Regions from separate parts of the Homo sapiens genome. Here region 1 is linked to region 2. The links are chromatin loops, found by intact Hi-C in ENCODE. Cell type or tissue: heart left ventricle. All regions are shown on one strand.

Region 1 (5,000 bases), 62 kb after region 2:
CCTACATCATGAAAAGTAACAGCAAAAACCACACGTCTTTCCTCAACGGAACCTTTTAGCTAATATATTCAAATTAAACTTGGAGTCTAAACCTTAGACCACAGGCTATAAAAGCCATATTCTGATGATTCTGAATCAAGTAGATGAGCTGAGACCTCTTCACTTAGTGGTATCAGGAACAACCTTTACCGCAATGGCTCAGGAAAAGCCAAGCCCTGCTAGGCAATGCAGATGTCAAGTGACAACCCCATCTCTGTGTCTCTCAGATGAGGGCCCCCCTTTGAGCTGGGATAACAGGGATGCTGGCAGAACATGCAGACCCTCCCGGGAGGCCCCAGCTCTCAGCAGAGAGCCATCTACATGCGAACACCCGTGATGATCTTGGTGTTTGGTCCCTCAGAAAACGATTACCGACCCAAACCGCGCTCTGGGCTTTGACCCTCCTCTATCTGACAAGTCCTGCTCTGTCAGCAAAATTCACTGTCCCCTGTAATCTACTTCTTCCCACCTTTGGGTCTTTGGGGTCGAGTGCCTTCTGTCCCCTCATGCCATACTCACCCGTCTACCCTCCACCCCGAGTGAGCTTCCGGAGCAGGCCTCACCCTTACTCGCCACTATGCCCGGGTGTGGAGCACAGCACCTCACAGGAAGCGAGTGTCTAGAAAGGATGTACTGGCCTCAAATAAACTAAGACGCCCACACCCACTCCAGGGCCCATCCATCCCCCTCAGCTGTTCCTCTGTAGTATCAGCTGGCTCCAGTCCTCATTCCTGACTCACCTACCAACAAGGTCCTTCCCAGGTACTGTGTGGGAATCTGCCCCTACACCATGCCATAGGATTGGCCGTCACTGGGAGACCTGTGGCTTTTCTACAGAAATCTCAGCCACTAACCCTAGCTGATGCAGAGACCCGCAGGGTCCCCACTGTGGTGCAGGGGACTCCCACCAGCTCGTGTTGCTCTCTGGGAGCAGGCACAGCTGCAGCGCCCCACGCACCTGGAGCCCTGGCCACCAATACTGCAGGCGAGGGCTCACAGCCTGGTGTCAGAGGCCAGGAGCTGTGGCCCCCGATCTGAGGCCCTTTAAGGAGGATCCCTCTTAGCACAGCTAGCCACACACACATAGCTACCGTGAGCCTGTGCCCTATTTGGTGGTGGTGGCTACAGTCTGCAGGCAGCAGGGGATCAGACTCTGCACCTCGCCTTCCCACTGGGCCCTCAGCAGGACACGTGACCGTGCCCAGAACGAGGGGCACATACACTGTGTCTCACCCCTCGTCAACCCGGAGGGGTCTGTGCTATTCCAGATGTAGAAAAGTGAGGCTTCAGGAGGGACTGCATGGCCACACTGAGACTCAGGAGCAGCCTAAGGCCTCAGGCTCTCTTCACCGCAGGGGCTGTGGGCGTGGGCTGTGTCCCGTGGGCGCGGGCGCTCACCTGAATGCCATCCAGCAGCTTGCTCATGCACCAGTAGGTGTCGGCCTCGATGTTGCACAGCACCTCTGCGGGCACGCCGGAGACGTCCACCGTGTCCACCTCCTCTGCCTCTGGGCGGCGCCGAGCATGCAAAAGACAAGGAGACTTAGCCACACGGGACCTCGACCCACGAGGGGGCCCACGGAGGAACAGAGCTGAGCCTGCATCCAGCTCCCTCCACCCACTCTCATCAGTCTAGCTAAATGACTCATGCAGCCTTCCACCTCATCACTTAATGCTTCTCAATCTTAACACCTAATTAGTTGCAGATAATTAATATTCTGAATCTTCTCCAATTAATTAACATAATTAATACATTATAAACTATTGCTTCTCAGGCATTTCACATTCTAATAAGAGAGAAAATAGAATATATTACTTAATCCTAACAGATCTGAAAGTTTTTTCCTAAGATTTTGAAAACTCTGCTTCTGATATATTTACATATTCATTTGGCAATAATTCCTCTAAAAACCTCTTTCCAAAGTTAGAGTTTCCAAAACTGCACTGGGTAAATACTTCCATGCTATGATCAAAACCCCAGAAAGCCGTACCACAGATGTGCGTCAAAGATAGAACAGACAATGGCGCTCTAAATAATTTCCTTCTTAAAGTACAAAAAACCGAATGAGAAAACACAATCTAAAAGTTTTTAAAATGCAAAACAGATGCCTAATTGAAATGGCTTATCAGATATTTGAACAAACTAATTTTAGATCCTTACAAAACTGTTGTCATCCAGCAAAATACTCATAAATGTTTTAAAAATTATCTTCCCTATTTTTAATTTTTTTTTACTTTAGTTTTATTTGCATGGCATCTTCGCAAGGAAAACGTTCTTTAAGAAAAGAAACATTTCAACCCAGAATATATGTAGAAAGGTTGAAGCAGATAAACATCACAATCCTGATACGGATGATGCTGCCGCTGGTGTTGACCGGGGTCTGCTGACGCGCCAGGCCCTCTCCTGCGCACTGTGAATGTGCGTGCTCATTTCAGCTGTCACCACTCTGCTGTCACCACCCTTGAGCCCCGGACAACAGCGGGGTAAAGAGGGGCAGGGCCGTGGCTATGCCGAGCAGCCTGGTACACATGGGGAGGGGGGTGCCAGATGCAGCCCCACCTACTGGTCCCAGAACCCAGGTCCCTAAGTGCTCCCTGAGGACCCAGAGGCCCACCTCACATTCGTGTCGTGTACAGTCCTATCCCATCGCGCTGCTTCCCCAGTCGCAGCCCTGCACAATTGCTAACTCACACTGAAGTGTGTGACTGGAAGAGACGAGGTGACACGCCACCTCCCACGGTTCTTGGTTCACCCCAGAACCAGCAGGATAAAAGGGCAAGAGCGCCTCCGTGTCTGACCCTCCAGCAGGAGTGAGCAGCTGGGCGCTCGAGGGCCTGGACAGGGAGGCAACAGCCCTGGACACATCCAACATGGCGGGACCTGCGGGAACGTGGGAGGGTGGGCGGATTCCAGCCAGTTCGCACATCACTCCTCTCTCTGGGGTGCTGGGGGTGGACCCTCAGTCACTCCATGGGTATTGCTTTGATTTGGTTCTGGGTTTTGTAAACGGAGAGATAATTCATCCGCCATAAAATCCACTCTTTAGCGTGTGCGACAGAGTGGTCTTGAGTAGGGTCACAAGCGTCACCGCTAGTTCCAGAGCCTTTGCATCACCACGGAAAGAAACCCTGGACCCTTCAGCAGCCGCTCCCCACTCCCCACCCCACGCCTGGCAACCACGAACCTGCCTCTGTCTCTATGGAGTTGCCTATTCTGGACATTTCACACTGCTGGAATCAGGCTCTGCGGCCCTCTGTGACTGGCTCCTTCTCACTGAGCACAATGTTCTCCAGAGTCATCCATGCGGCAGCCCGTGTCAATGCCTCACTCCTCTTCACGACTGAGCCGCACCCCTACGGCCAGGCCACGCCGCGTCTCTGCATGCCTCGGCTGGTAGACCCTGGGCTGTCTCCACCAAGGGGTAATGTGGACACAGAGAGCCGGTCCCGTGGGCGGGATCTGTCCCTATACACCAGGCACCAGGCACAGACATGAGTGAGAGACCTGACGCCCTCAAGATGCTCATGAATTAAAGGGGAAAACAAGCGACTTTAAAGATTGGAAACATCAATGTTAGGTGTCGGAGTCACCCAGTGGCATGGGGAAATGGATGGGTTCCTCCTGGGACCCGGGCTTGTGAAGGACACCATTGTCCACAGCATACCGGGTGCAACCAGGCCCTCACTCTCTTGGCCCATGTTTTCACCCTAAAAGGCAGGTCCCAGTTCCCCATTCCTCGAATGCGGGGCTAGGATGACAAGTGCTGCTGGCTGGCCATGGCTCTGTCCCCTGACCCTCCTCCCAGCCGGGTGTGCCCATGACACCAGCACTCTCCTGGTGGTTCTGTCCACCCACCGGCTCCCTGCCGGGCTGCAGGCTCTCCCTCCAGCAAGTGGCAAGGTGTCTGGTCTCAAAACTCTGCTGGCGCAGGAGCCCGGGTTGACCTGAGCACACCCTCTGATGAAGCCCCCACAGGGACTCCCAGGGAAAGGCCCTGTCTCCCAATTTCCCACGGCAGCCCAAGGTGGGAGGTGTTATTTCTGCCGGTTCACAGATGCAGAAACTAAGCCTCCACGCGCTGATCAGTGTGCTTTGTGAGGCAATGGTGGGAGTGAGCAGGACAGGCCTGCCTCGACTCCAAGTCCAGCCCCCTCGTAACGCCTTTCCTACTGGAAGGACCGGCAGCAAAAGCCAAGCAAATAGACAGGAGGGTAAGTGGCCTCCCCCTGGCATCACTTCCTCCCTGGGAAAACAGTTTGGGCAGAATCAACTCAACGTTCTGCTGGCCTAGAGTGGGTCTGATTTTATTTCCTCTTCTCAGGGAACTGAATCAGCAGCAATCATCAGCAGGCTTCCTCTGAGAAGTTTCCCATCGACGTATCCTCTTTCAAGGGCCTTCCAAGCATGGAGACATTTCCTCAGAGATAATAAGAGTAAACAGGGAACTAAGGCCTCCCAGACCTTGACAGCCTCTGCCTGAGTGCACAGATGCAGCTGGGCTGTGGCAGCTCCGACTCGCAGAGCCAGGCGCCGCGTGAGCCAGGCAGGAGCCTCGCTCTCTTGGTCTGTTTAGCTGGCTTGTTATTTTATCTGAGGAAATGTCAGTGGCCTATTCTAGGTGTCATTTCTCACAATGGGCCATTTGTTACTCTTCAAGGTAATGAAGTAATGGCATTTAACTCAGAGAGCCCCCGTGGTGATTTGTCTTCTAAACGCCAGGAGAATTGGAATTACCCTTATTGTTAGAATGAGATAAATATCCCCCGCCAGAGAAAGCATCCCCCACTTTGGCAAAGGCACACAGAGTGGCACAGGGCACTCTGGACTCCAGGCTGTGACAGCGGGGTGAGGGCCAGGACAAGCTGCAGAAAATACCCACGGGCTGGTGTGTCTGGCCCCTGGGGAGATAGCCTGGGAAGGTCCAAGGCCACCCAGAGGAGCCCTGTCCCTGGGTGTATGG
Region 2 (5,000 bases):
GGCTGTGCTCACTGTGGTAGAAAGCCTGGCTCTTGAGGTGCCGGGATGAAAACCAGCCATACGCTTCTTTCTTTAGCACTCTGTAGAGATTTGATTCCTAATCCCACATAATGGTGCCTGCTATTTGTAACTGATGATGAAAGGCTGGCGCGTAAACCCCCCACAGCACCGCCTCCGCTTCAGCAAACATCTCGAACAAAATGAAAAGGTGCTAGAATAAGTGATGGGACACTCAAGGGAAGAGAGGTGGCTTGTTCCAGAAAACTCAACCTCCTGAAGAATTGAATTTCATCAGAATTGGTGAAGAGTAGAAAATTTCATACACACTGAATCTGTGATTTTTTAAAAAATCTTTATTATATGTAACTCAAAATATAGACAAGGTGTGAGTCCTGAGCGTGAGTTTTTTGGCAGAAGCAGCTCAAACTCACAGCAGAGTCACCAGCATCCCTCGCATCCTCCTAGCACACTGCTCAGGATGTGAATTCCCAGAGAGCTCAAGGCTGCTGTCACCACGCAGGCAGAATGAAACTCAGCCACAAAGAGAACGGCCTGAAGTTCTTTTCCCTGTTTTACATCTTCTCAGATAAAAAGCATGCCAGGAGTATACTCTTTTATTTTTATTTATTTATTTTTTGAGATGGAGTCTCGCTCTGCCACCCAGGCTGGAGTGCAGTGGCGCAAGCTTGGCTCCCTGCAACCTCCGCCTCCCGGGTTCAAGCAATTCTCATGCCTCAGCCTCTGAGTAGCTAAGAATACAGGTGTGGGCCACCACACTTGGCTAATTTTTTCTGTTTTTAGTAGAGACGGGGTTTTGCCATGTTGCCCATGATTGGTCTCGAACTCCTGAGCTCAGGCAATCCACCCACCTTGGCCTCCCAAAGTGCTAGGATTACAGGCATGAGCCACCGCGCCCGGCCAGGAGTATACTTTTTAAAGACCGCATTTCAATGGAGAGAGCGCTTGGAAGAAAAAATCGAATGCAGCACACAGGCCCAGGGCAGAAGGCGACAGGAAACGGCCCGGGCTCCTGGCACCCCCATGGCGGAGGGTGCGAAGGAGAGCTCACCTGGTAGGTGTCCCACAGGCGGATGGTACAACGCAGGGGCACCTCCCTCATCAGCAGGTTGTTCATCCAGCGGAAGGCAAACTGCAGGTATCTCACTTCGTGTTGGTCCAGGTGCCGGTGCACTTGCTCTGCACAAAACAAACACAGGCCCCAAGGCTGTCAGGGGAGCCCTATGGAGGCACTGGCAGCCAGGTCACTTGTCCCCCAAGGGCCTGCGCCCGCCTCAGAACCCCACTCCAACAGGGAATCCCAAGCAACAACCCCCAAGGAGCAAAGAACTGATTCTATTAATGAGAGACTACAGCTCTCCCTTCCTACAGGAAAGCGAAAGATGGTGGTGCTGCTGAAGTGATGATTATAATCATGGACATGTTCGGGTGCTTCACGCCCTAACACCCAGGAAGATGGGGGGGCTTGAGTCGACACCCACACCGTGGGGCTCCACAGATAGGCGCTCTTTCCCCGCTCCACAGAAGCTCCACAGACCCAGGCTGGTGTCCCAGGAGGGGCTTAGAGAGAGGAGATGAGCTTGCCAGCTCCTCAGGAGGGGCCCAATCTTGTCCAGGGAAATGCTCCACCTATGCCTGGACCCAACCGTTGAGTGCGCAAGTGGGACACAAGGCCTGCAGGCCAGGTGAAGGACACCCCTCGACTGCAGGATGGGGACACCCCTGACACAGCTGGGCCTCTGGAAAGAGCCAGGCTTTACCAAGCATCACTCCCAGAAGCACACGCTCACACCAGCCACATGCGCTCCCCTCTCATCAAGCTGTGGTGGGCGGCAGCTTTGCAGCCTCAGCTCAGACCCCGTGCTCCCTGCCTCACCCCCTGCTGAGTCCTGGCGGTGTCACTCCTGGAGGCAAAATCCCAGTGATCATGGTGCCTATGCTCCTCTTTCCAACATTCTGCCCATGAGGTCCTACTCTAAAGGGCCTAGAAGAATGGGTGCTGCTTTATAAAAACAAATAATCATTACTAATTATTGCCCAATTGAGCCGGATAGTGGATCCTTGGTTTTTAAAACGCAGGTGCACCTGAGGGCTGCTGAGAGCCTTCTTTCTGCAGCTCACTTCCTTACCCTGCTTCCAAGTTACACCTCCCTTCTCTCCACGCTTACCTAATCCTGGCTTGCCCTGAGAAGTGACCCCGAAACACTTCACAGGGATCGCCATTCCCTCAAAGAAAGTTCTAGAAATGGCAAATAAACAAATACCAGAGAAAAGCTAGTGTTCTGTTTACTGGTTTGTTTTACTCAAGTCCCTGGTAACTTGCAATATTTCAGCAACAAGCGAGAAGCAGGGGGAAGAGGAACAGGAGGGTCCATCCTGCAATGCCGTCCACCTGACGGACCAGGAGCTCTACTAAGACATGCGGGTGCCGGCCTGGACTTCAGGGCCGTGGGACCGGGAGCTGCCCTCACCTAAGGACAGGGGCTGGTTTCCAAGCAGGCTCCACTAAGCTGGCCCTGGAAAAGCATGGGCAGCTCTGGTCCCATGATGGGACCCTGCTGTGGCGGGAGCTGGTCCCTTCACTGTCTCTGCCCTCACTGTCACCCTCCTCCCCTAAACCACTGCTGTCCTCAGCTGACCAGGGCAAACGTGCTGGGGCGGGGCTCCTGTAGGGCTGGGTGTCAGGGGATGCCTGCAGGATGAGGCCTGCTTCACACTGTGGGGTAGATGCAGCAATACACGCTCCATTCCAACACGACAGTGAATAATTAATTGTGGAAACTGCAGAACTGGGTGGAGCAGAACAGCAAAGGCTGTTCTGAGCCCCAGGGGCCAGCCTGGGAGGAAGTCACCAGGGAGGCTGGACAGCCTTGCCCACGACCCACAGGACTGCCCTCCAGGAGGCTGCCTGGACCCAGAGGCACCCACACCCCCACCACTGTGCGCTGCCTCTGCGGTAACAAACTTGAGCACTAAGGGCTCCAGGCCTGCAGAGAGAGCAGGTACAAGCAGGCCAGGCAGGCCCCGGAGGCAGGCGGGGGTGGGGGTCCCTGGCAGCAGAGCAGCCTGCAGGGCAGCTCCTCCAGATGGCATCTGCTCACCTCAGATACTCAGTTGCTACAGCAGGGGGTTGGTTGGCTTTTTGCTTTATGAAGAGGTCTGGCGCAGACTACACACACGGCCACAGATGCCCACACTTCTTCATTAGCAAGCCCACCTGTCTCCCCTGCCCCCAGGAGAGCTTCAGAGGTGGAACATTTGGGTGGACGAGTGGCTGGGAACGCTGGTGCCTCAGGACTCAGGGAGCCTGACGCATCAGTGCCAGAGTCGGCTGCAAGCAAAGAGCGTCACACGCGAGCAGCAAGGACAGTTTATTCTGAGCGACTGAAAATGTTATTTGTGTATTAAAACCAAAACCAATGCATAATATGCCATAAAGTCAATTATCGTCATCAGTTGTTAGGATAAAACTGCGATTTCAATGCAATTTCATCTTTGCACTGGGCCTGTTCGAGCTCCGTCGTCCAAAGTCCCCGGCACATAGGCCAGGGATTGCCTCCCCTGCCTTGGAGCACTTCTGAAAGGTGTTGGGCTAGAAACGTTTGAGGAGCCAGGCCCAGAGACAGCCGGGGCACAGGGAACGCAGGGGCCCGCTTGCAGGGCAAGGAAGGCCTGATGCCAGGGTGCAGTGGGCTTGGCAGTGACCTCAGGGATTCCCAAACAGGGCTGGACATCATCGTGTCTTCATCTTCCTCCTCCCCCTCCTCTTCATCATCACCACGGGAGCACAGGAGCTGTTAAATACAGATTCTCATCTCGACTCTCAGTCAGACTCTTCCAGGTGGGATGTCAGAGACTCTAGAGAAGATGCTGACGTGCCAGTGACATCTCTGCACTGGGAACGCCTCAGAGGGCAGGTCACACAAGGACGCGGCACCACACAGGCTCACAGAGACAGGAAGGACAGGTCCCAGTGGCTCACGCAGGACACCCACTCCAAGAGCTCCACACTGAGGGAGGGGAGGGCTGCAGTGCAGGTCCAGAGGCAGCGCCAGCGTGTTGCTCACTTAACAGCTTCCTTCTAATCCACTGCCGCTTTATTAAAGACATTTATTTTTAAAATAAAACTAATTTCACTACCAAAAAATGGTTCCCATAGTCTCTAATAAGTAAAGGGCAGCGCGGCAAGTGGAGAGAACAAAACGGTGCTGCCGAGGGGCCCCTGAGGCTGAAGCCCCCGCAGAATTTAATCCCACGGCTGCTCATCCCTCGGGGGACAGAGAGACCAAAGGGGGTGCCAGGAGGTGTCTCAGGATCCCCACAGATGAAGAGACACTGGCCCCCAGAATGAAGTCAGAGTGCCTAAGAAAGGCACCAGACCCCCACTCCCTCCTCGGCCTTCACCGCTGCCTTCCCCTGCAATGCCATGCCTCCTGCGGTGGCACCAGGTGACCAACAACACCCATGCTACCACGCAGGCTTCCCCGCGCCCCGGGCTCACCCTCATGGCAGCCTTCCACCAGGGCACCTGTCTCTGCTCAGTGCGAGGCTACCCAGACGTCAAAACTCCTGGATGCTTCCAGAAACACCCCAAGCTGTGAGCCTCCCCCTCTTCTTCGTTCTATACACACCTCTATGGAAGCATTTATCACGAAAGGGGCATAAGTGCTCAGGGTGCCTGCCCACCCTGGGGTGTGAGCTGGTCAGGTGTGGGTCCAGGTCTGTGTCGCCTTTGTTTCCCCGGCCCCCAGTACACACAACTGAGCATCCATGAGTGTCTGTCAGGTGACTGTGATGAACGAATGAGTACAGAGAGCAAACAGGTAACCGGAAGATGGACACATTCCCAGCCTGGCCGTCCTCCTCTACTTCTATTTCTCAACACAGCAATAGCGAGGAGTTTTCCAGCCACACCCTAGAACATGACGTTCTTTTCAAAGAACTTACAGAATCATTTCTAACCTGAAGTTAATCTGCAGCTA

What was found. Hi-C counts contacts between places; a loop is a spot of excess contacts. Peaks named below come from ENCODE experiments on the same cell type or tissue, not always from the same donor. Only the 100,000 strongest peaks of a DNase experiment are listed, where the experiment ranks them.
Region 1: a loop joins it to region 2, with 2.4 times the contacts of the local background. A loop is called at or near these places in 1 of 110 quality-filtered maps.

The regions. Positions count from the first base shown.
Region 1 is chr22:46,970,837-46,975,836 of GRCh38, reverse strand. TBC1D22A (TBC1 domain family member 22A) reads right to left here. Exons shown (of 13, transcript NM_014346.5): 9 at 1,438-1,547. Among named protein-coding and RNA genes, the nearest start is that of TBC1D22A-AS1, 57 kb to the right of the region's middle. In heart left ventricle, no CTCF peak of the experiment used is centred here; DNase peaks (open chromatin) are centred at 2,492, 4,173, 4,556 and 4,911; H3K27ac peaks cover 1,406 bases.
Region 2 is chr22:47,033,268-47,038,267 of GRCh38, reverse strand. TBC1D22A (TBC1 domain family member 22A) reads right to left here. Exons shown (of 13, transcript NM_014346.5): 11 at 1,070-1,197. Among named protein-coding and RNA genes, the nearest start is that of TBC1D22A-AS1, 120 kb to the right of the region's middle. In heart left ventricle, no CTCF peak of the experiment used is centred here; a DNase peak (open chromatin) is centred at 2,967.